Regions from separate parts of the Homo sapiens genome. Here region 1 is linked to region 2. Evidence: chromatin loops called from intact Hi-C (ENCODE). Cell type or tissue: chondrocyte. All regions are shown on one strand. Each heading gives the region's core, and the rest is flanking DNA. Links, peaks and the distances in the headings are about the cores only.

What was found. Peaks named below come from ENCODE experiments on the same cell type or tissue, not always from the same donor. Only the 100,000 strongest peaks of a DNase experiment are listed, where the experiment ranks them.
Region 1: it touches region 2 in a loop (4-fold over the local background); 30 of 110 quality-filtered maps call a loop at or near these places.

What each region holds. Positions count from the first base shown.
Region 1 is chr17:40,852,795-40,863,120 of GRCh38, reverse strand. The region is part of intron 1 of LOC105371777 (a long non-coding RNA gene); the gene reads right to left. KRT12 (keratin 12) reads left to right here. Exons shown (of 8, transcript NM_000223.4): 7 at 486-556; 8 at 1,363-1,818. The coding sequence ends at 1,460. Among named protein-coding and RNA genes, the nearest start is that of KRT12, 9.3 kb to the left of the region's middle. RefSeq lists an enhancer at 5,830-6,124. In chondrocyte, for the core only: CTCF peaks have their summits at 5,740 and 5,950 (motif pointing left); no DNase peak of the experiment used is centred there.
Region 2 is chr17:41,643,416-41,653,741 of GRCh38, reverse strand. LOC124904004 (a long non-coding RNA gene) reads left to right here. Exons shown (of 2, transcript XR_007065756.1): 1 at 1-551; 2 at 4,828-6,465. Among named protein-coding and RNA genes, the nearest start is that of KRT17, 24 kb to the right of the region's middle. RefSeq lists enhancers at 1-192, 5,092-5,201, 5,600-5,759, 5,790-5,939, 5,492-6,367. In chondrocyte, for the core only: CTCF peaks have their summits at 4,945 (motif pointing left) and 5,675 (motif pointing right); no DNase peak of the experiment used is centred there.

The DNA.
Region 1 (10,326 bases), core at 3,482-8,481, 790 kb after region 2:
GAGCAGACAACGGAGGCTGTAAACACCTTCAGGGGCTGACCAAGAGTGGGCAGCAGAAATAGAAGGAATGGGGTTTTAGTTGACAGAAAAGCAAACAAACAAACACAAGTCTAGTAAAGATATGCCTGGGATTTACTAAATGCTCTACACTTTGCAAAGTGTTTTCACCCATTATCTTACTTGATAATTCATAAAATGCTGCAAAGAACAAAGGCACCACGGTCAGAAACAGTTTGTAAATGAGTACTCCCTGTACTATAAAAGTCACTTACTCAATTTCTGATATCAAAGACCTGATGATAAGAAGGACACATAGTAGCCACCTGAACCACCTACTCTAACAAGCTTTCCAAAAGTGATCAGAGTCTGCACTAGTTGGAAGAACTCAGGCCTACAAATTGGGAAATCTAATTTCTCAGACCAGATCTTCCATTAAAAGCCAGGTTGTTTCACTTTTTGAGGTCATCTCCTTTGTTTTCTTACAGTGATGGTTTGGAGGAAAGTTTATTTGTGACAGACTCCAAATCACAAGCACAGTCAACTGATTCCTCTAAAGGTATGCAGAAACCCTAGAATCACTTAGAATAAGTCGGAATCACATTTATTAATGCAAAACCTGTAAGACCTCATTGACTACTGCATTATTATTAATTTTAATTTAAAGCATATTTATATTCTGAGCCAAGGAAAAACATTTATGCATTCCTGCACAAAATGAGTAGTCTATACCATATTAAAACTTTTGGGGGCCTGGGCATGGTGGCTCATGCCTGTAACCTCATAGCTTCGGGAACCTGAGGTGGGAGGATCGCTTGAGGCCAGGAGTTCGTGACCCACCTGGGCAAATAGCGAGACCCCATCTCTACAAAAAACTTAAGAAAAAAAATAGCTGGGTGTGGTGGTGTATACCTGTGATCTCGGCTACTCTGGAGGCTGAGGCAGGAGGACCGCTTGAGCCCGGGAGTTAGAGGTTATAGTGAGCTATGATCATGCCACTGCATTCCTACCTGGGCAACAGAGCCAGACCCTGTCTTTAAGAAAATTAAAATTAAAATTAAAAAATAAAAAAAATGGCAAAGCAGAAGGGAAAAAACCTACTCTGCTGCAAGGTATTATGATCACCATAACCACCTTTGAAATGTTTTCTTAAAAAAAGTTTTCATATATGTACAAGGCAACACTGAATACATTTCATTGTCATTGGCTAAAACACATTTTTGAGAAGTAAAATTTACTTTTGAAAGTTTAATTAGATGGATTGTATCAACCAATGCTTAATTTAGAAGCCTACATTAAACAACCAGTGTTGGATTAATATTTGAAACACTAACTCTTGCCCCCTTATTCCATTTTTATCTTTAGACCCAACCAAAACCCGAAAAATCAAGACAGTTGTGCAGGAGATGGTGAATGGTGAGGTGGTCTCATCTCAAGTTCAGGAAATTGAAGAACTAATGTAAAATTTCACAAGATCTGCCCCATGATTGGTTCCTTAGGAACAAGAAATTTACAAGTAGAAATTATTCCTTTCAGAGTAACATGCTGTATTACTTCAATCCCTATTTTTGTCTGTTCCATTTTCTTTGGATTCCCTATTCACATTGAATCCTTTTTGCCCTTCTGAAACAATATTCAGTCACAAGTCATTTTGGTCATGTTGGTCTTTGTAACAAATCAAAATTACCTTATATCCTTCTGGACCTGGAGTAGTCTTTTAACGAACTTTCTTCTGGTAACCCGGAATATTTTTTAATCATAGAGCTTTAATCAAGTAGTATTGTTTTAATAGAGTTAATTGTAATAAAAGATGAATGGTAATAATGTGAAATGTATGCCTTGATTCCAACAAGAATGTCAAGAGCATAGAGAGAAGTTTTTGAAATACTACTAATAAAATAGAGGCTGGGAGTAATGACTCACACCTATAATCCCAGCACTTTGGGAGGCTGAGAGGCAAGATGATTGCTTGAGGCCCGGAGTTCAAGACCAGCCTGGACAACATAGAGAGACCCCCATCTCTACACAACATTAATAATGATAATAATGATAATGTAGATAAAACTGGGATGAAGATGTCAGGGTTTGAGGATTAAGCTAAAAGAAGATTCTTTTAGAAGTTCTGGCCTTTTTATGTAAGCTCATCAAGGTTGTAGCAAAATTATATTGTCTACTACAGCAGTTGAGAGTTGTCCTGTTCATTTTCTAGCACCATCATTCATGCAGTCAAGAAACGCTGAGCCCCTACAGTGTGCCAGGTTGGAGGCTCAGTGATGAATATGATATGGTCCTTGCCTTGAGGAGCTCATGGTTGAGGGCAGAGATAAACACCTACCAAGAATGTTGATACAGTGAGATCTGTTGAATAGAAGTTCAAAGGGCTGGGCACCATGGCTCACGCCCGTAATCCCAGCACTTTGGGAGGCTGAGGCGGGCAGATCATGAGCTCAAGAGATCAAGACCATCCTGGCCAACATGGTGAAACCCCATCTTAACTAAAAATACAAAAATTAGCCGGGTGCAGTTGCAGGTGGCTGTAATCCCAGCTACTCAGGAGGCTGAGGCAGGCGAATCACTTGAACCCGGGAGGCGAAGGTTGCAGTGAGCCAAGATTGCACCACTGCACTCCAGCATGGCAATAGAGTGAGACTCTGTCTCAAAAAAAAAAAAAGCAAAAAAAAGAAAACAAACAGAACTTCGAAGGACACATGGAAGAAGTGAACAATTTTCCAGGAGGGGCAATGAAATGCTACATAAAGAAATCATCCAGGTAGACGAGGGAGAAAGGCAACAGGGCAAATACATGTGAAAAGACAGAGGGTGTGAACAAACATGGTTCTGCTCTCCTTTCTCCTAGCTGGCAGCAGTGAGGCCCAGGGTGGGGTCCCCACTGGGGCAGGTCAGACCCACAAGTCAGTAACAAAAATCATGTTCTGCATTAGGGAAAAAGGCAGCCAAAGTCTCAGCCTGAGTAGATGGTGGTTCAACATGGGTTGCCAAATTCAAAACCCTAAAAGGAAAATGGGCAAAATTCAATGATTAAGAGCCTGGCCTCTAACATCACACTGGGTTCAATTTCCGGCTCTGCTACTTAATAACAAGTAATTTAACCTCTGTGTTCCTCAGTTTCTTAAAGTGGAAATGATAGCAATGACTGCACCTGCTTCATGGCACGGGTTTTGTGAAGATGAAATGAGGTCGTGTACCTAAAGCACTAGGAACCTGGAAACTATTGGCACCTAGAAAGTACTCAATATTTGTGTCTTATTATTATTTACTGTATGAAACCAAAGTGGGATGAAGAAACAAGGAGACATGGTGAATAAGGAGTGTCAAAGAAGCAGAAGGGAGAGGGAGGAGTTGTGTTAGACAAGAGGAATTCCAGAGCTGAGTCCAAAGGCCAATGGCTAGTCAGCCAACTTAAGCTGATTTGCTTCAGTATGCAGCTTTTCCTTTTAATATCATTTATATGGCCAGATGCAGTGGCTCACGTCTGTAATCCCAGCACTTTGGGAGGCCAATATGGGCAGATTGCTTGGGCCCAGGAATTCAAGACCAGCCTGGACAACATGGTAAAACTCTGTCTCTACAAAAAAAATTTAAAAAATAAAAAAAAATTAGTCGGGTGTGGGGGTGCACACCTGTAGTCCCAGCTACTTGGGAGGCTGAGGTGGAAGGATTACCTGAGCCTGGGAAGGTCAAGAATGCAGTGAGCTGTTATCGTGCCACTGCACTCCAGCCTGGGCAACAGAGTAAGACCCTGTCTCAAAAAAAAGAAAAGAAAAAAATATTTTTAATGGTTTCAGATCCTCCACTCATCTCACTTTATTATACGCTCAGCTCTCTTTGTCTAGCCTTCACCTTCCAGCACACATCCTAGGGTAACCTTTACCTTTCAGACTCAAAAGGATTTTATCAAGGCCTCTGAACAAGGTCCACAGCCCCCAAGTAATAAATAAAGGATTCTACTTCCCTGGTGCTCAAAAGTGTCTGCAAATAGTTACTGCTTTAAATAACATCTGTTTTCCTTACAACTACATAAGAATGGTGTGAGACTCAAAGGGGAAAGGATTTTGCACAAGTATAAATGCAAGGGTCATTTATTAGCTAGTACCATAGTTTCTCAGCATTCCCTTCTCTTGGAAATTTTTTACCACAAAGCTCCCAGAGCCATCACTCTGTAGGCAGCTTTTTCTCAGACTTCTGTGACTGAATGTTGGCTCAATCCTCTTGTCTTTTCTCTATACTCCCTCCCCAGGTAACCTCATCTGATCCCTCCCCAGCCTCTCCTCCCTGATCTTATCCCATGGGTTTTGTTTGTTTGTTTGAGAGGGAGTCTCGCTCTGTTGCCCAGGCTGGAGTACAATGGTGTAATCTTGGCTCACTGCAACCTCCACCTCCCAGGTTCAAGCGATTCTTCTGCCTCAGCCTCCTGAGTAGCTGGGGCTATAGGCATACACCACCACGCCCAGCTAATTTTTGTAATTTTGGTAGAGACAGGGTTTTGCCATGTTGGCCAGGATGGTCTCCATCTCTTGACCTCATGATCTGCCCGCCTCGGCCTCCCAAAGTGCTGGGATTACAGGTGTGAGCCACCGCACCCAGCCAATCCCATGGTTTTAAATAGCACCCACATATTGGTGACTTGTGGCAGCCTCCAGGTTGGTGCCAGTGATCCCTGCCTCCTGGTCTTCATTCCCTTGTGTAGTTCCTTCTCACAATGAACGAGGAGCAGATTTATTGAAGAAGTGACAGTATATGACCTCCAAAGATAGATCACAAAGGCCTTTCAGTTCTTCCTTGGTCTCCTGGACTATATGCTCTTGGGGAAGTCAGCTACCGGCAGGGTTATATCGTGGGGGAAAAAACTATCTGAAAAAAATTCGTGATTTCACAAAATTTCCCATTGAAGTTCCAATGGCTAGGATTTCATGGCACAGCCAGCAAGACCCAAATAATAGTCCTTTTCTGATACTATCTTGGCCAAAATATCCTATAAGTCTTCACTTGGCAAAGGAAGCATTACATTTCTTATTATGTAACTTCACTTTGCCCTGTTCTCACTGACAAGAAATGCAACTAGCACAGCATCTATCAGTCCCTTCGGGCGGCTAGAACAAAATACCTCGGACCGCGTGGCTTAAAAATGAGAGAAACTTATTTCTCACAGTTCTGGAGGCAGCTTCACTGTCTGATAAGGACCCGCTTTCTGGATCATACACAGCTTCTCGATATATCCTCACATGGCAGAAGGGACAAAGCAATGCCCCAGGGCCTCATTTATAAGGACAATAATCCCCTTCGCCAGGGCTCCACCCTCATGACCTAATCCACTCTCGAAAACCCCACCTCCTAATACTGGGTCATTGGTGATTAGGTCTCAACATACAAATATGGGGGGACAAAAACTTTCAGACCATAGCAGCATCCTTATCATGAGAGTCTATCCCTCATTCACTAGGCCACAAGCCCTAATTCAACACAGATGTGAGAGGTCCCTTTGGACTCGGCAAGTAATGAATTGCAGAAGTGGAAGGTCTGTCTTTAAAGAAAAGAACTCCTAAGAAAAAAAAACTGAATAAAGAATCCTATAGCAAAAGACAAGTACATTGTTTATGATTATCCTAAAATCTAAAATTTTACAAATTTAAATTTTTACTTTGATATGCATATGTTGTGTGTAAAAGCTAGTGGAAGGTCTGGAAAATACTGTATATATACTGAACTGTTATAGTAGTTATCTCTTGGGGATTAGCAAGGGGTTTGAAGAATACCTTTATTAAAATGTTTAACAAACAGCATATATGACTCTGATAATCAGAAAAAAAAATAAATGTTATTCTCCCAAACAAATGGCTTTGCAAATGGGTCACAGCAGGAAGGAACCACCTAGAAAAACAACCACGTAGAAAAACAAAGCCAAAGCTTTATTTCTTTAGGCTTTGTAAGAGTGCCATCTTCTGGAGTCTCAAGAAATGAACTTTAAAATAAACTAACCTGGCTGGGCGCGGTGGCTCATGCCTGTAATCCCAGCACTTTGGGAGGCCAAGGCAGGTGGGTCACTTGAGGTCAGGAGTTCGAGACCAGCCTGGCTAACATGGCGAAACCCTATCTCTACTAAAAATACAAAAATTAGCCAGGAGTGGTGGCGTGCGCCTGTAGTCCCAGCTACTAGGGAGGCTGAGGCAGGAGAATAGCTTGAACCCAGGAGGCGGAGGTTGCAGTGAGCCAAGATCACACCACTGCACTCCAGCCTGGGCAACAGAGCAAGATTCCGTCTCAAAAAATAAAATAAAATAAAATAAAAATAAGCTAAGCCTGTGTGTTCAAGCCACTTGAGATGTATTGATACTAGAAGGTTTATCTTTTAAAACAAGAAAGAAGAAAAAAAGCAAACCTTTTACAACGATCAACTTAGCAAATTAAAATTGTCTTATTTAACTAATAATTAGTTTCCAAAAAGTTCACCAGTAAGGAGGCAGTTCTACAAGGCATAAAGTGAAAAAGAAAGTTAGCAATTATTTAGAGTTAAGAAAACCAGCCAATCAATAACTACTCAGGCTTTAAAAACATACTCAAATATCAAATGAAAATGAAATTCTTAATCATATAGCTGAGTAAATGATTTTTTTATGGGGTAGTAAATGTTTCTTAAATCTTGGAACTGAATCCAAGATTGTGCTGAGCTAAAGAAACCAGACACAAAAGAATACATACTGTATGATTCCATTTATATGAAACTTTCAGAAAGATAAAATCTCATCTATAGTGACAGAAATAAGCTCAGTGGTCACCTGAGCTGAAAGGTGTGGGAGGAGTGAGAATTAACTGGTTAACCTGGAAGGGGCACCTGAGAACCTTTGGGACCGATGGAAGTGTTCCGTATCTTGACTGTGGTGATGGGTCCATTTAGCAAGGCTCTTCAAACTGCACATTTAAAACGAATATATTTCATTGTAAGTAAATATTAACTCAATAGTCAATTTTAAAATAATAATTGAATATTCTTTCTTCAGATGATACTGTCCACAGGCGCAGAGAGGCCATGTAGGATCGTCAAAGGTGTCCTAGGGCAAGCTGGCTCTTAATCACTGATCAGTAAATATTCAGGAATTTTCCAAGCTGGCTATTAAACCATGGGCAGCTTGAAATTGGCCATGATGGGAGTATTTACACAAATGGAACTTGGGCTTTTAAAATGTATTTCCCAGAAAACTGTTTTACACCAGTACACCACTGAGCATAGAGGTTAAAAGCACAGTTCAAAGGCCTGAGTTTGGGTCCCAGCTCTGGCACTTTCTAATGGTTTTACTTACCTCTCTGTTCCATAGTTCTCTGTTCCCTAAAATCAAGGCAAAAAAGGATACCTGCTTCACGCCCTATTATGAGAATTCTATGGGTCAATTCACACTTGGCATATAGTAAGCACTAAATATTACCTGCTATTATTATGCAAAGAAAAAAAGTCTCTCTACAACTAAAGAAATGAACTGGTTTACATATTTCCCCCAGACATATTTATTCTTTTTCTTCCCTTCATGCACAATCCTAAATTATTCCACTTTTGTAAAAAAAAAAAGTGCACTTTTCTCACCCAACATATGGGGAGGGGGGAATAATATTTATCTTCCCTCTATCACAAGTTGTGAGCATCAAATAAGCCAACTTCTGTGAAGGAGCTTAACAAGCCATAAAGCACTTTGAAACTATAAGATGTGCTTTCTTCAGAGATGGGGTCGCTCTCTGTCACCCAGGCTGTAGTGCAATGGTGTGCTCATAGCTCACTGCAGCCTCAAATTCCTGGGCTCAAGTGATCCTCCCACCTCAGACTACTGCCATTTTAGTCAAATGTCAGATGCCTGATGAAAGGTGCAAACCACGGTGCCTGTCTAAAATGCTAATATTAATGTAGCTGCTCAAATTGAAGGGGAGGATTCTACAACTAAATACAGAGTATATAAAATAAATTAAGAAAAACTGGGGCTGGGAGCAGTGGCTCACGCCTATAATCCCAGAACTTTGGGAGGCCGAAGCGGGCAGATCATGAGGTCAGGAGATTGAGACCATCCTGGCTAACACAGAGAAACCCTGTCTCTACTAAAAATACAGAAAATTATCCGGGCGTGGTGGCGGGCACCTGTAGTCCCAGCTACTTGGGAGGCTGAGGCGGGAGAATGGTGTGAACCCGGGAGGCAGAGCTTGCAGTGAGCTGAGATCGCACCACTGCATTCCAGCCTGGGCGACAGAGTGAGACTCCGTCTCAAAAAAAGCTTAGCATTCTTGGGAATTGTCATGCATGATTTTAGGGTTTATTTCTTAAATTAGCATAATATAGCAGAATTATAAATAAATGCAATGCTTTACACACATGCAATAAATTGTTTGCAAAACTCAGAATAGATATTTTAACTTTATAGACTGTAAAAACATGAGCATCAAGCTTTTTCAGGAAAAAAATTCTGCATACTACTCTTCTTTAGAATTAAATTCATTGCGAATTCTAGTTGCTAAAATATGTCATTGTTTTTTCACTATGTACATATTCTTAATGAAATGCAACTCTTCTTCAAAATGATGGAACAAATACGCAATTTAGAAGCAGACCTGTAAATAAATCACACTGATAAAACAGTCCACAGACAGCAGTGGGCTCTAATAGAAGCCATTTAGATGGTATTTCAGGCTTTCTCAGTGAGTCATTATCTTACTCAGAACAAGTTACTCAACTTGAGATGACTCACTTTGTACAAAAAGACAACAATAATATCACATATAATCACATTAGCCCGGCATTTTGAAATCTTTAAAAACACCGTAAACACACGACGCTATGACCTTGGTTGGTAAGAATATGGTCATTTTAGTTACTGACTTGCACTTATTGATCTCCTGAAGTTATACATACACTACTAAGTTTCTGCTAAGTGTACTCATTTTGAAATATTTCATTTATTTGCAAGTAACATGGGATTTTAAAGAAATCACGTCAGGCTGCAATTTCACGTTTCAAATAAACAGAGCAACAAGTATAACTTTTTTGACAAGTTGCAGTGTAATTTTTATTTTTTATTATTATACTTTAAGTTCTGAGATACATGTGCAGAACGTGCAGATTTGTAACATAGGCATACACGTGCCATGGTGGTTTGCTGCACCCATCAACCCATCATCTACATTAGGTATTTCTCCTTAATGTTATCCCTCCCCTAGTCCCTCACTCCCCGACAGGCCCCGGTGTGTGATGCTCCCCTCCCTGTGTCCACATGTTCTCATTGTTCAACTTCCATTTATGAGTGAGAACATGTGGTGTTTGGTTTTCTCCGCTGGCTTATTTATGTATACAAGTGGGGCATCACATATGCATTTATTTGTGTATTCATTCTGTAGCTGTAATAGGTTCATTGCCTGGATGTTCACAGCAAGTCAATACCCAGAGGCACCAGGTTGCAACAGAGACAGAGGTTTAATGGTAAGGCCAACAAATGAGGAGAAAAGAGAAAACCCCAAATCCATCTTCCCGGGGACTCTGGGGCGAGGGTTTTTAAGAGTTTTGGAGTGAGCCAAAGCATAGAGATTGTTGATTAGTTGAAGAGTACAGGGTGAAGTCCCAGGACAGGGAGAGAAAGAAACTGTACTCTCATGCTCATTTGGTTTGTCTGTGGGAGTCTTTAAATTGGTTGGCGTTAGCAGTTCCACAGTAATTCAGGATCCGTTTAAGCAATTCTTAAACAAAAGCCTCATGGTTCTAACATTAGAATTTCTATCTACAGGAACAATGGGGATGCAAATGGTCAGAATCTAAGGTTATGTGATGTTTAGTTACAAGGAAGTGGGTCAAAGTGCAGCCTGGTTAAAGCTTAATTATAACTACATTTCTGCCCAGAATTCTTAATTCTGTGAGGATGGCTTCAATTCCTTCAACAAGCTTTTATTTAGCACCAACTATATGTAAGACTCTACATAGTCTATTGAAAATAACCTCAGTTTTTATGATCTAAAGGCAAATACATGATAAAGTTTCATACAGTTTTTACATTGTATATTACAATTTACATTGGATAAAAAGTACCTCCCAAGGTGCTTTACGGTGTTTTCACTGGATACCCATTTTAAACAGCCTTATGTGCTGATTCTGGATGATAATTTTAATGTTAAACTTCCCTAGCCTATCTAATATATGACTGAGTAGGCTGACAAATAATAAAATAAATGTTTATCATTTAAAAAATACAAATATATATAATCAGCATCCAATAGAGATAATCCTGGAACAAAAATTAGTACTACAGAATTAGATCCAGGCTAATCAGAATCCAGCAGTGGTGTTAT
Region 2 (10,326 bases), core at 2,016-7,015:
CTGACACCTTGCCACTTGGCCCTGTGTCCCCCACACCCCAGCTGGGCTGTCTGCACTGGCACCTGGGTCTGGAAGGGGTCTATATGGGGTTGGCCAAGGTCAGTCCTCACCACTTACTGCAGTGAAATTCTTCCCACAATCCACTTCCTCTCTTTGGGCCTCTGTTTTCTTTCCTGGAAAGTGGGGGTAGGAACTCCCTTTCCCAATGTCCCTGGGCGCTTTTTGTTTTTCACTTAATTAAAATTTTTTTTTGTTATTTTTGAGATAGGGCCTCACTCTGTCGCCCAGGTTGGAGTGCAGTGACGCCATCACAGCTCGTGCAGGCTTGATCTCCTGGGCTCAAGCGGTTCTCCCACCCCAGCCTCCTGAGTAGCTGGGATCACAGGTGCACACCACCAAGCCTAGCTGAATGTCCCTGGGTTCTTGGTGGATGGAATGTGACCATGAGACTGAGGATGTGTGTTGGGAGCTGAGATGAGCTGTGCTGGGACCTGCATCTTCTCCACCACAGGACCCCCCAACTTAGCGCTGTAGCTTCTCCATCACTGTCTGTGAGTCTGGCAGGGCCCCTGGATGGTGATTGGGGAAGGAAACTTCAAGTTTGGGATTTGGGGACCTTGCTCACTGTTTAGCCTCTTCCTGGAGGGCTACTGGTAGAGCCAGCATTTCAATCACACCAACAACCACCCATGGGGGACCTCCTTGCCTCCCTGTTGCCCAGTTCTGAGGCCTCAGCATTTCTGAGCACAGCCCAGGGCTGGTCCCCTCTGTCATGCCTCGCAGCAGGTAGGGCCAAGCTGTTTCCTGGGAACCTGTGATGGGCCCAGGGTGGGCCCAGGGTGGCTTGGTCTGCAGAAATCACTTCCCAAGCCTTGGTGGGAACCAGCAGTTCCTGGCCCTGGGCCCAGGGTGGGCGTGGGAATTCTGTCCTGCAGGGAGGACAGGAAGGGTGACAGCAGGGCTGTGGGAGCAGAGGCTGAGGGATGGGGTGGGACACTGGTCCTGGGCATCTAGCGTAGCCTCCACGGTGAGGGCGGCAGGCTGAGCTCCAGGCAGCTGGGTTGGGGGGCAGGGACCAGAGCAGGTGCAGCCCCCTGGCCCCACCTAGCCCCTTGCAGAGCAGTGGTGGGCAAGCCTGGCTGAGGTGTCCCAGGCTGGGGCAGAGACCCCTTGGCTCCTCTTTCTGGGGGCAGCTCCTCACTTCCCCAGCTTTCTTTGGCTGAGCCCTGGGGCTGGCTCTGGGGTGCCCCATTCCAGGGGCTCTCTGGGGACCTTGGCTGCTTTCCCTGCTTCTCTGTCCAGGGCCTTGTGGCAAGAGGATAGAACTTTGTCCTGGCTGGGTGCTGCCTGCAGTGGAAGGAAGTGCCTCAGCTCCTGAAAACCCTGCTCTGTGTCTGTGTCCTGTGGTTGAGGATGGCTTTGTGTGTGTGTATGTGCATGTGTGTTGATGGCGTGTGTGTGTGCATGTGTGCAGACATGTGTTGCTGGGATGTGAGTGTGTGTTCATGTGTGTTGGTGGGGTTCATGTGTGTGTGCATGCATGTGTGTTGGGGTGTGTGTGCAGTGTGTGTGTATGTGTGTGTATGTGTGTGCATGCGTGTGTGTTGGTGGGGTGTGTGTATGTGTGTGCATGTGTGTTGGTAGGGTGTGTGTCTGTGTATGTGTGTGCATGTGTGTTGGTTGGTGGTAGTGTGTGTGCATGCGTGTGTTGGTGGTGTGTGTGTGTGTTGGTAGGGTGTGTGTTTGTGTGTGTGCATGTGTGTTGGTTGGTGGTAGTGTGTGTGCATGCATGCGTGTGTGTGTGTTGGTGGGGTGTGTGTGTGCATGTGTGTTGGTGGGGGAGGCACTTGTTTCTGTGGGGTGGTCTTCTGGACATTCGCACTGGCGTCCCTGTAGTTAGAGTCTGAACCCTGAAGGATTCTGGGAGCTGGCACTGGGAGCTGGGCCCAGGGCAGCCTGGGACCTAGTGGGAACAGGCGAGAACAGGCTGGTACTGGCTGGCGGGAGCGGCAGCAGCTGGAATGTGTGGGCTGCCCCACCCTCCCTCACCCAGGAATGGGCCCTCGTCGCGGAGCCAGGACCCAGCCCCTTCGCCCAGCTGTCCCAGCTCTGCCCCACCAGGCCTCCTGAGCCCCCGTTCCCTCCTGTGGGGCTCCCCCACTGCCCTCGCTCCTGGCTGGGCTGGAGCCAGCGGGCCAGCTGGGGCGGGCTGTCTGGGAGGAGCTGGCACTGCTTCTTCAGGATCCCAGGTCTTGGGGCCGTGTGTTTCCAGGTCTGCACAGACCGACCCTCTGTCACTTACAGGGGCCTCGTTGTGATGAATCAGGGAAGAACGTGGCTGTACCTGTGGGGGGTTTCCCTGGACCAGTGGTGGGCTCCTGGGCCTGCTCTGCTCCTGGAATGGAGGCTGAGGACCACCTGCCCTCCTGCAGGTTTTGGGTACAAGCTGTGTGCCTCTGCAGAGCAGCTGTGTCCTCTCCTGTCCTGTGCAGTTAATCAGGGCTCCCTGTGGCTTTCAGGAGCAAGGCCCCGCTCCCTCGTGTGGCACGCAGGGCCTCTCCCAGGTGGGCCTCTCCCAGGTGGGCCCCTGCTCACCTTGCCAGGCCCAGCCCCCACCCCCTGCCTTTCCAGCCAGCTCCCCTGGCCTGGGACATCTCATGCTTCCCTGAGGGTGCCCCCTGCCATGGCATGTGCCCATCACCCTGCCTGGAAGGCCGGCATCTCCTGTGTCTCCTGCTGTGCTGGACCTGCTCAGATCCTTTCCCCACCTGTCCTGCCTTGAGGCTGGGTCAGGGACCCCTCATGGGCACTCCCACAGGCCAGCCTGCACAGGTCTCCACGGTGTCTCGTGAGGTCCAGGAGCTCCCCAAGATCAGGGCCTGCTGTGTGTCCCCTGTCATGTCCCCAGGTCAGGCTCTCCCACGTATGGGCTGGGGAGTGAGAGGATGAGCTAGTGAGTGGGTACAGGAAGCCCGGGGAGTTCCTCTGAGGCCCAGTCCTGGCCCCGATTCTGCTTCCTCCAGTCCAGGAGGAATATCCCTCTACCTTGGGACTGGGGTCTCCTGGGAACATTCTAGAAATCTCTCTTGCAATCAGGGAGGATACAAGCCCCTCCTCTTTCCTGATGAGGATGTAAGATTAACAGGCCAGAGTGGCAATGGCGTCTTTGTGTGAGTGTGTAAGGTGTGTACCCGTGAGAGGTTGTGTGAATGTGAAAGTTTGCGCGTGTGTCCATGAGTGGGTGACAGTGTGGACATGAGTCTATGAGTGTGAGTGTGAGTATGGGGAAGTTTGTGAGTATGGGGAAGTTTGTGAGCATGTGCTGGTGTGTGTGAGTCTGGGAATGTCAGTGTATGTGTGTGAATGTACATGTGAGCGGCACGTGAATGGGTATGAGTCTTTGAGTGTGTGTCAGCCTGTGAGCATGTGCCTGTGTGTGAATCTGGGAGTGTGAGTGTGTGTATGAGCTGTGTGTGAACGTGTGTGTGAGTCTTTGTGTGTGCATGTGTCTGAGAGTGTCAATGTGTGTGTGAATGTGTGTATATGAGTCTTTGAGTGTGTATCTGTGAGCATGCGCCTGTGTGTGAATCTGGGAGTGTGTGTGTGAGCTGTGTGTGAACGTGTGTGTGTGAGTCTTTGTGTGTGCGCATGTCTGAGAGTGTCAATGTGTGTGTGTGGATGTGCCTGTGAGCTATGTGTGAATGTGTATATAGGAGTCTTTGAGTGTGTGTGTATCGATCTGTGAGCATGCGCCTGTGTGTGAATCTGGGAGTGTGAGTGTGCATGTGAACTGTGTGTGAATGTGTGTATATGAGTCTTTGAGTGTGTGTCAGCCTGTGAGCATGTGCCTGTGTGTGAATTTGAGAGTGTAAATGTTCGTATGAGCTGTGTGTGAATGTACGTGTATCAGTCTGTGTGTGTCTGAGAGTCTCAATGTGTGTGTGTATGTGCATGTGAGCTATGTGTGAACGTGTGTGTATGAGTCTTTGAGCATGTGTGTGTCAACCTGTGAGCATGCACCTGTGTATGAATCTGGAAGTGTGTGTGTGTGTGTGTGAGCTGCGTGTCGATGTGTGGCTTATCCTGCAGGAGTGCTGACCCGGGACTCCGGGCGGTAAAGAAGCCTGGGTCCAGGCTCTCCCCTTCCCCAAAGCCACAGGCAACCCCAGAGACACTCAGAGCCCTCTGCATTCTGGGGGTTCTGGGGGCGATCTGGGGAGCTTGTAGGCTCACTTTGCTCCACTGAGCGATGAGTGGTCTTTCCACATTCTAGAGAGGGCTCGGAGGCCTTTATTTTGAAAAGAGTAATACTGAATAGATTCAAAATAATATTTACAAAATATGTGTAGGATTTAAGAATGAAGGCACTGCCGGGCGCTGTGGCTCACGCCAGTAATCCCAGCACTTTGGGAGGCCGAGGTGGGCGGATCACCTGAGGTCAGGAGTTCGAGACCAGCCTGGCCAACATGGTGAAACCCTGTCTCTACTAAAAATACAAAAATTAGCCGGGCGTGGTGGCAGGCGCCTGTAATCCCAGCTACTTGGGAGGCTGAGGCAGGAGAATCGCTTGAACCCAGGAGGTGGAGGTTGCAGTGAGCCGAGATCACCCCATTTCACTCCAGCCTGGGCGACAAGAGTGAAACTCGACCTCAAAAAAAAAAAAAAAAAAAAAAAAGAAAAAAACAAAAAAAGAATAAAAGCACAACAAACATCCGTGAATCCACTGCCCAATTTTGGACATTTTAGCTTCGATGTGCGCCTCGCGCTCTGCCCGCAGTGTAACCGCTAGCCTGGATTTGGGATTTGATTCCTTGCTTTCCTTTACAGATTTGAAGTCCTTCCCCCAGGCCCTGGACGGGGAAACTCAGGACTCCTCTCCGGGTAGAGTCTGGCAGCAGTCGGGCCAGAACAGCTCAGTGCTGCCCTCTGGGGGCGAGGCCGCGGCTTCCTCCTGCTCAGCCCCAGCCTGGGTTGGAAGGAGCCCACCCAGCTAAGCGTGGCGAGACCCGACAGAGGGGTGGGCGCAGTCACTGCCCACACACCTGCAAGGCACGCCTGGACGCACATCCGCATGTGGCCATGCACAGGTGTGCACACGGACTTTACCCTCGTTCGTTTGTATTATGTCCCCCGTTGGTGTCACACCCCGCGTGGGAAGCCCAGAAGCCGCTGCCGCTCCTCAGGAGTTGACAGGAGGGAGAGGTCCCCGCGGGTGGAGCGTGTCTGCTCCAGGGACCCTCAGACTCGGGGCCGGGCAAGCTGGAGGGAAGGCTGGTTTTGGGGTTAGCAGTTTATTAACAGAGGGACTTGAGCGGGTGGGCGTGGGGGAGGGACACGTGCCAAAGGCAGGGAAGGGCTTTTTTGAGATGGAGGGATGGGGGATAGGGGGTGATACACAGCGCAGGCCAGCTTCAGAAGGGAATGTTGTGTCCATGCGCCTGGAGGCAGAGGCATGGACACACGGCCCAGCCGGGGCCTGGTGCTCTGGCTGTTAAGGGACTAGAGACGGTGAAGCTGAAGATGGCGAGGAGGAGCCAGGACCCTGGGGGAGAAGGAGTAGTTTGCAGAGCGCAGGTGGAGGATGGGTCTCCAGGGTCCCTGCATTCCTCCCGCGGCCTCGCGGGCTCCTCTCGGGACTGCAGCGCAGAGGCGCCACCCAAGATGGCCAGCAGAGGGCGCTCCTGCTACAGATTTGGGGATCCCGGGCGGCCGGAGCGTGTCCCCGTTTAACAGGGCATGAGCCTTGGAAGGCGGCTGGGCCTGGGGTCTCCATGGGGAGCACTAGAGCCTGCCCCTTGGGAGCCACCGAGCACAAGAATGAGGAGAGACGACCTCATGAGGTGGGAACCCCACAGGGTTCCATGCATCCTTTTCTGCTGCTGCCGGGTCAGGCATTTGTCTGGTCAATGCTTCCATCCTTTTGTCCCAAGGTGGTGCCTTTTAAATCACCCCCGGAGATGTGACTGGCCCGCCTAACCTGCCCTGGAGGTCTTCCTCCAGGCCAGGGGTCTGTTAGGGCCAGCTAGCCTTTCTAGAAAGTTCCCTGGGTTCTAGCCCCTGCAGCTTCCCTGGTGGCCCCTTGCTCCTGCTTCCTGTCCCTGCCTCTGGGAGGAGGACTTGCTTGTCTGGTCTCCTTCCTCACCCTGCCTCATCCAAGGAGGCTTCTCCATCGCTGCCGGTGCATCCTGCAGTTCTGAGGACCAGACGCACCCTTGGTCTTCTGCCGTAAAGAGTTACGGGCGTTCACGCAGCTGGCGGGTGAACACTGCCAGGTCCCCTGCTTGGCTTGAGGTGTGGCAGCCGCCATCAACTACTGGGGGAGGCGACTAGGGAGGAGAAAATCCCTTCGGTTGTGAATTCTGCCTTCCACCTCCCAGCATCTCCACCTGGACAGAGGGACCACACACTCAAGCCATTTACTCATTGATTTTTAAATTAAATTAAATTAAATTTATTTTAAAATTATTAAATTTTAATTATATATTTATTTGTAATTATATTTAAATAATTAAATCTGTTTATAATATAAAATTATAAAATTTAATTTATAAATTTTAAATTATTTAAAATAAATTAAAATTTATTTTATTTTATTATTATTTTTTGAGACAGAGTTTCGCTTTTGTTGCCCAGGCTGGAGTGCAATGGTGTGATCTTGGCTCAGTGCAACCTCTGCCTCCTGGGTTCAAGCGATTCTCCTGCCTCAGCCTCCAGAGTAGCTGGGATTACAGGAATACGCTACCACGCCCGGCTAATTTTTTGTATTTTTACTAGAGACGGGGTTTCTCCATGTTGGTCAGGCTGGTCTCGAACTCCTGACCTCAGGTGATCTACCCGCCTCGGCCTTCCAAAGTGCTGGGATTACAGGTGTGAGCCACTGCACCCAGCAACATTTATTTTATTTTATTTTTATTTACTATTATTATTTTTCAGATGGAGTCTTACTCTGTTGCCAGCCTGGAGTGCAGTAGCACGATCTCGGCTCACTGCAACCTCCACCTCCTGGGTTCAAGTGATTCTCGTGCCTGAGCCTCCTGAGTAGCTGGGATTACAGGCACGTCCCACCACACCCAGCTAATTTTTGTATTTTTAGCAGAGACGGGGTTTCACCATGTTGGTCAGGATGGTCTTGATCTCCTGACCTTATGATCTGCCCGCCTCAGCCTCTCAAAGTGCTGGGATTACAGGCGTGAGCCACCGTACCCGGACATATTTTATTTTTTGAGACAGAGTCTGGCTCTCTCTCCCAGTCTGGAGTGCAGCAGTGTGATCTTGGCTTGCTGCAACCTCCATCTCCTGGGTTCAAGCGATTCTCCTGCCTCAGCCTCCCGAGTAGCTGGGATTACAGGCATGTGCCACCACACCTGGCTAATTTTTGTATTTTTAGTAGAGTCAGGGTTTCGCCATGTTGGCCAGGCTGTTCTCGAACTCCTGGCCTCAAGTGATCTGCCCGTCTTGGCCTCCCAAAGTGCTGGAGCCATTCATTTATTAATTTGTTCATTCATTTATTCATATCTGCAGTTATTGGGCACTCTTTGCTATGGCCATTTCCAGGGACAGAGAGAAGGAGGCAGGGTCCCTGTCCCATGTCTAGAAGGGGAGTCAGGTATACAAGCAGGTGTAACCACATAGGGTGAGACGTGCCCCATAGAGGGGAATTGCTGTGTTTCCGTGAACTCCGCTTGTCCTAGCTTCCCTATCCTAGTCAGTGACATCATCACCCACCCAGTTACTCAGCTCAGAAAATGCAGAGTCATCCTGCTGTTCCCAGCTCAGGCCTGGCTCCCTGTTGGCCATGGTGTCCCATCCTCACCTCACAACTCTCTCCCAGGCCACCACTTCAGCCCTGAGGCCAGTTCTGCTCTATCCAGCATTCACACTGCCACAAAAGAGAGCTCCTTCAAACTACTCGATGCCCAGACACAGGAAAAAGAAGGAAGGAATGTGGCCTGAGGGAATTGTCTGTATGGAGAAAGACCGAAAAACAAAGTTGGAAAATGAAAAAGTAACTGGGAAAATGCATTCACAACACCTGTGCCAAGGCCTCTTCCCATGTTTATGAAAAGCTCACACAAACCAGGAAGGCCAAGACTGCAGACAAGAATAGGCAAAGGATAGGAACAGCCAGTTCCTAAGAAACAAGAAGGAGAACAAGAAGCAACCACGAAATATAGGGAAGGATGTGGTCTTTGTCTGTTCTGTGCTGCTCTAACTGAACACTTGAGACTGGGTGATTTAACAGAGTAGAGAGATTTACTTCTGAGAATTCTGGAGGCTGGGAAGTCCAGGGTTAGGGGGCTGCATCTGGCGAGGGCCTTCATGCTGCAGCATCCCATGGCAGGAGGTGGAAGGGTAGAGAGGGGAGTGGGGGGAGAGAGAGAGACAGAGAAGGAAGGGGACCAAACTCATCCTTTTATCAGGAACCCACTCCCTCCATAACTGCAATAACTAACCCACTCCCCTGGTAATGGCATTAATCTATAAGGCCATTAATCTCTGCCTTTGTGACCTAATCTCCTCTTAACGGTCCCATCTCTCAACAGTATTGCATTGGAGATTACGTTTCCAAAACATGAACTTTGGGGGATACATTCAAACTACAACAGAAGTTCAATTTTACTCATAATTAAATAAACGGAAACTGAAGCAACAGAGAGATCTGTTTCAACTATGAAGAAAGACAAAAGGGCCAGGCATGGTGGCTCACAGCTATAATCCCAACACTTTGGGAGGTCAGGGCAGGAGGATAGCTTGAGCCCAGCAGTTTGAGACCAGCCTGGGCAACATTGTGAGACCTCATCTCTACAAAAAATGCAAAAATTAGCCAGGTATGGTGGCACACACGTGTAGTCTGAGCTACTCGGGAGGCTGAGGTGGGAGGATCACTTGGGCCTACGAGTTCAAGGCTGCAGTGAGCCATCAGTGGTGATCACACCATTGCACTCCAGTCTTGGTGACAGAATGAGACCCTATCTCAAAAAAAAAAAAAAAAGGAAAGGCCGGGTGCAGTGGCTCACACCTGTCATCCCAGCAGTTTGGGAGGCTGAGGCAGGTGGATCACTTGAAGTCAAGAGTTCGAGACCAGCTGTCCAGCATGGTGAAACCCCATCTCTACTAAAAATACAGAAATTAGCAGGGTGTGGTGGTGGGTGCCTGTAATCTCAGCTACTTGGGAAGCTGAGGCAGGAGAATCACTTGAATCCAGGAAGCAGAGGTTTCAGTGAGCCGAGATCATGCCATTGCACTCCAGCCTGGGTGACAAGAGCAAAACTCCATTTCAAAAAAAAAAAAAAAAGATAAAAAAAGGAAAACAACAACAACAAACAAACTTTGATGGTGTCATTGCTAGTAGATGTATAAGGGGAAAGATATTCTTAGTCATGATTAGGGCAAGTGATAATTTGTAGAACTTTTCAAGGTGACTTTTTTTTTAACTGTGGAAAATTCCAGATGTACACAAAAGTAGAGAGAATAGCAAAATGAGCTCCCATATGCCCATCACCCGGTTTTGATAATTGTCAACATGATGCCATTTTGATTTCTTCTCTCTCCCGCTGCCAGTTTTTATGGAAGAAGTAAGAATACTTTAAAGCAAACTCCAAGTATCATTTCATTTTACTCTGGAAGAAAATTTGGCAGTGGCTCTCGAAGTATAAAAGGATTTACCCTTTAACCCAGTCATCCCACTGCTAAACTTTCCCCTGAAGATGTATTTGCAAAAGTTCACCATGCTTTACATCCAGGGAGGTTTATGACACTATTGCTTGGAAAAGCAAAAAGCCTTGGAGACCAGAGAGGTTGTTGTCAGGGACGAAGTAGATAAATTATAGCTCATCGTCATGACGGATTAAAAAGAATGAGGTGGCTTTCCAAGAGATATTATTAACTGGGAGACCGAAGCATTGGAGATATCGATAATATCCCTTTTGTTTGATTAAAATCTATATAAATAGACACATTAAGAACAAAACAGCACACAACCATGCTTGGATGACTCCCTATTAATACAGGATAAAGTCCAAACTCTTCAGCACCCTGTCATGGTGGTCTTCCTTTTCAACCTTTGTCCCAGTCATTTCTTCCACTTGTATGACCTATGAATTGGCCCAGAGATTTCCAAAATGGTGTCCCAGGAACCCTAGCTCCACCTGCTTCTCCTGGAAGTGGCTCCATGTCCATATGAATTTGGGAAACACAGCATCACACTGTGCATTGGCTTGTTCCAAGCTCTGAGAAGTTTGCAGTGCAACAAGCAAACAAAAACTGTCTGTCGAAGACATGAGGCTCCCAGGCCCATGGGGCTGTGGATCACGGTTCTCAGTTCTG